Regions from separate parts of the Homo sapiens genome. Here region 2 is linked to region 1. A link is a loop called in an ENCODE intact Hi-C map of the cell type or tissue named here. Cell type or tissue: GM12878. All regions are shown on one strand.

Region 1 (2,500 bases):
TCCTCCCATCTTAGCCTCCCAAAATGCTAGAATTTACAGGCATGAGCTACCACACCTGGCCAAAAAATTCTTAATACACTTTTTTTTTGGCCACGTAATGGTACACTATAAAGCTGGCCTGGTGTGCCTTTCTCTATGCTGATCACTTGGGTTGTTTCTGGCTCTCGTAGAGAGCGATGCTCCAGACATCTCTGTGCACACAGTGGTCAGGCTCTGCAGAAGTTGCCAGTCGTTGCTACATTCTGCCTTTCAGGGGCACTCTGGTGGGGAAGATAACTTTTCCAAGAGCATCAAAGACCAGATATGTATGAGGTGGGGAGACTCAGAAAGCCCAGATACCACAGCTGGAAAGGCCTCAGAGACCCTTAACTGAGGAAAGGGAGGCCCGGAGGGCTTATGTGGCCTAACCAAAGATGCAGCGCTTCTTAGGGAAGGATACAAGAGGGTGGGCTTAGCTGAAGCTCTTGGCATTTAGAACTTCTTGGATCAGCATCCAGCACCCTCAGAGGCTGTACCTGGGGAGGAGGTACCTCTCTTCCTCCATTTGACCCAATTCTAAACCCCCTGTAGCAGTGACGTCTGTCTTCGTCTCATTCCAGTGCACTTTGTGAATTCTAGAGGGCTTTCCCAGAACCAAGGAAGGCTGCTCTGCCCACAGCAGGCCTTGGGAATTTAACCTCCCTGGGAGCAGCCTCAATGAGTGATGCTCTGGAACTGCTGGGTCAGTAGCCCAGCCCCTGGCCCCTTGGATGGGATCATTTGAAGCCCTGTTTTCTGCACCATTTTTCAAGTTCCCTGGTGGGGCTGAGTCTGGTTGCAAATCGTGAAAGCTGCCCTATAGTACTTTTACCAGCTGCCTCCCTTTCTCTGTCTCACTTCCTCATTCCCCTCCTGATGTCCCCTGCACTTCCCAGATACACTACTTGCCCCTGAATCTTGCCCCTTGAACCATCACACCCTGGGACTACCCCAGGTGCCACTCTGTTTGTTGTTTCTCCGCCTAGAAGGACGGGCACCCAGGAAGCAAAACGGGAGGGCAGGGAAGGGAGGGTGTTCTGGGGAGGCTTGACAAGAAACGAGGCTTTTAAAAGAAACAGCAGCAAAGTGCCAGGCCTGCACCAGCCAGCTTGAGTCACACTCCAGGGACTCAGCAAAGCTTGTCCACCTTCCTGGTCCACCCTGGGCCTGTCCATCCTGGAGTGACCACCGGGCGTTTCCAGTAAAAATCCCTTCACTTCACTTCCGTCATCTCCGAGTCAGGCAAGGTGGTGGAAACCGGGGAAGACCTCAGCTTCGGAGCTGCTGGAATTTGTGTGACTCACGCCCTCCAGTGGTCACTTGACAAATGACATAGGGCTCACGGTCTGGGGACTTGAGCTTGTTAGGGCCTCAGAACCGGGAGGGTCCCAGGAATGCCTCTTCTCAATGCCTTCCTTTGACAGCTGAGTGGAGTGAAGGCCCCACAGGACACGTGACTCGCCACGGGACATGCACACACACAAATAGAGAGTAAGAGCCACGCCCCTGTGTTTCCTTCACGTCCCACCTTTATCATTTGTGTCACATCTGCATGCACCTATACTGTTATTTGCTTAAACATTTTACCTTAAACTGGCTCTCTTTAAACCTTAAATATATTTCTAAAATAAAATTTTTATCACTTTCTGTGAGGCGGGGCACACAGTAGGAACTCCGTCTCCTCCTTCCATGGCCTTGCACAGAGCTGGCACCAGACACTGACATGGAGGGGAGAACATTCAACCCCAGGTAATCCTCAGCTCCTACCTTGATCTCAGTTTCCCACTCTCTCATTGTCACCTCTCCTTGCCCCTGGGTGTACTCACCTGTAGCAAAATGGGTAAGCACACAGTGGGCGCACAAGTGGGGTCCAGTCAAGGTCTCAGACCTGGGTCAGTCCTCAGCTTTGCCACTTACAAACTGAGTGACATTGAGCTGGTCGCTCAAACTTTCTGTGTCTCGGTTTCCTTATTGGTGAATTGGGGATAGTATTATAATAGTACCTGCCACACAACGTTGTTGGAGGATTAACTGAGATAATAAATGGAAAGCCCAGGGCCTGGCTGTATTTATGGAGCAAGCACCAGAGCAAGTGCAAGCTGGGACTCCAGGGTTGTAGCCCTGCCACCACCTGACTGTGTGGTCTTGGACAAGTCATTTGGCTTTGCTTAGCCTCAATTTCCCCATCTATAAAATGGGGCTAGTGATCATTCCCACCCCATAGGACTGTTGTGTGGATTAAATGCTTGGTATGTTTAAGTGCCTTGCTCAGTAAACGTTAGCTCTGATCAATTGTTTTTGTAGAAAAGCCTTCAAAGTTGCTAACTTCCGAGGGCTAACTGGATCTGAACCATCTTCACAGCCTGGCATAGAAACAGATCAAATCAATCCAGTGGAAAATCAATTCCAGGATAATGAGCCCAAGACATTCCCGTGCTGATTGCTGTCAGCATGGTGCCTAGGACAGCCTGGGAAGGCAGGG
Region 2 (2,500 bases), 140 kb before region 1:
TTATCATCTTTGGTTCAGGTTTTGCATATTCGGGTAAGTTTGTGCTTAGGTTATGCAAGTAAACATATGCTGAGAGGTAGCAATGTTTATTTCAGTGGAAGCATTTATTTTAATAGCTTTATAAATCACACCAGGATTGCATTTATAGCATCATTAAGGAACTGAAGGGGTCACTTAAATGCTTAAGTTAGACTTTGCTGCTGCACTTTATGGGAGACATTATATGCTGTCAAAGGCAGAAGGATAAGAAGCTAGGTCCCACCTTCCTGTTCCCCCTACACTCCATATCCCCAAATACCTAGATTTTAAAATGAAGAGTTATAGACAGTGAACAGAAAGACTTTAGTAGTGTCCTTGTATCATTGCCAGTCTCCTCTTGAGGACTAAAAACTTCAGGATTTGGAGTCTAGAGACCCACAATCTGGGCTTTATACACCATCTATATAGGGCAGGGGTCCCCAACCCCTGAGGGACCAGTACCAGTCCATGGCTTGTTAGGAACCAGGCTGCAGAGCAGGAGCTGAGTGGAGGGCAGGCGAGCATGACCACCTGAGCTCTGCCTCCTGTCAGAGCAGCGGCGTCATTAGAGTCTCGTAGGAGCGGAAACCCTACTGTGAACTGCACATGGGAGGGATCTAGTTTGCGTGCTCCTTATGAGAATCTAACTAATGTCTGATGATCTGAAGTGGAACAGTTTCAGCCCAAAACCATTTCCCCCCTGCCCCTTGTCCATGAAAAAATTGTCTTCCACAAAACTGGTCCCTGGTGTCAAACAGGTTGGGGACTGCTGGTGTAAGGGACTTTGGAAAAAATCACTTGAACTTCCTGGGCCCATTTCCTCGATTGTAAAAAACAAAATGAAACAAAACAAAACAAAACAAAGCAAAATGGGAACTATAACAACCACAAGGCTGTGGCTTTGTAAACAATGTAACAAGACCCCATCTCCACACACACAAAATTAACAATTAGCCAGGTGTGGTGATGCATGCCTGTTACGGCTTTTGTAATTCCCCAACCTCACTCCAGAGACTGCTGCTGGGTTTAGGGCTGAGATGAACAGGGGCCTCTGAAGGGAAGTGTATTTGTTTCCTGTGGCCGCCATAACAAATGACCACATACTGGAAGGCTTGACATAATGGAAACGTGTTGTCTCATAGCTCTGAAGGCCAGAAGTTTGGAATCAAGGTGTCAGCAGGGCTGGTTCTTTCTGGAGGCTCCGAGGGAGAATCTGTTCCCTGTGTATCTCCTCGCTTCTGTGGCTCTGCAATCCAATCCTGGCATGCTGTGGCTTGCAGATGTATCCCTCTGATCTCTACACCCTGTCTTCATGTGGTTTTCCCCCTGTGTCTCTTTGTCTCCAATTTCTCCTTTCTTTTATAAGGACACTAGTCATTGCATTTAGACGCACCCTAAATCCCGGATAATCTCATCTTCAGATCCTTACCTTAATCACATCTGCAAAGATTCTACTTCCAGATAAGATCACATTCACAGGTACCAGGGGTTAGGACTCAATTTCACCCACTATAGGCAAGAACATGTAAATCCTATCTAAGAGAGGAGGCTAAAATTCATGGCAAGAATGAGGATCTGGACCAGATTAATTAGGGTGGGAGGTAAGGGATGAATATGAGGGGCAGGAGGACTGGCTTTCACGTGGTACTATCCATGGTGTGTGTTGGCGGGGCGGGGTGGGGGACAGAACTAGCAGTTACAAAAAGCCGAACTGAACCACCCACCACTTGTCTCATGCCAAAATAGGAGCTGAAAATTTAGTAGTGGCCAGGCACCATGGCTCATGCCTGTAATCCCAGCACTTTGGGAGGCCAAGGTGGTGGGAGGATCCTTGAGGAACTCCCAGTAGTTCGAGACCAGCCTGGACAATGTAACAAGACCCCATCTCCACACAAAAAAATTACAAATTAGCCAGGTGTGGTGATGCATGCCTGTAGTCCCAGCTACTTGGGAGGCTGGGGCAGGAGGATGGCTTGAGCCCAGGAGTTCAAGGTTGCAGTGAACTATGATTGTGCTACTGCTCTCTACTGGTATTTGTTACTCTTCCAGAGATATTTTTAAGGGCAAGAACTCTGAAGTCAGACTGTCGCGTGCAAACCCAGGCTGTTTGGCTGTCTTAGTCCATTTTGGTGCTACAACAGAATATTTGGGATGGACTAATTTATAAAGAATGGAAATTTATTTCTCACAGTTCTAGAGGCTGGGAAGTCCAAGATCAAGGTGCCAGCATCTTGTGAGGATCCTCTTGCTGTATCATCCCATGGAGGAAGGCAAGAGGATAAGAGAGAGAAAAAAGGGGAAAACTGGACCTTTTATAAGAACCCACTCCTTTGATAATGGCATTAATCCATTCTTGAGAGCGGAGTGCTCATGGCCTAATCACCTCTTAGTGGTCTCACCTCTTAATGCCATCACAATGGCAATTAAATGGCAACATGAGTTTGGGAGGGGACAAATATTTAAACCATAGCAATGACTTTGG

The links. Peaks named below come from ENCODE experiments on the same cell type or tissue, not always from the same donor. Only the 100,000 strongest peaks of a DNase experiment are listed, where the experiment ranks them.
Region 2: it touches region 1 in a loop (3-fold over the local background); 2 of 110 quality-filtered maps call a loop at or near these places.

Annotation. Positions count from the first base shown.
Region 1 is chr17:27,804,450-27,806,949 of GRCh38, reverse strand. No RefSeq gene overlaps it. Among named protein-coding and RNA genes, the nearest start is that of NOS2, 5.2 kb to the right of the region's middle. RefSeq lists enhancers at 617-636, 553-792, 823-882, 1,206-1,226, 418-1,465 and 1 more and promoters at 1-2,500, 1-2,500. In GM12878, a CTCF peak has its summit at 1,314 (motif pointing left); DNase peaks (open chromatin) are centred at 959 and 1,309; H3K4me3 peaks cover 396 bases; H3K27ac peaks cover 1,476 bases.
Region 2 is chr17:27,943,507-27,946,006 of GRCh38, reverse strand. All of the region lies in intron 2 of LINC01992 (long intergenic non-protein coding RNA 1992), which reads left to right. Among named protein-coding and RNA genes, the nearest start is that of LINC01992, 47 kb to the left of the region's middle. RefSeq lists enhancers at 621-680, 731-790. In GM12878, no CTCF peak of the experiment used is centred here; a DNase peak (open chromatin) is centred at 986.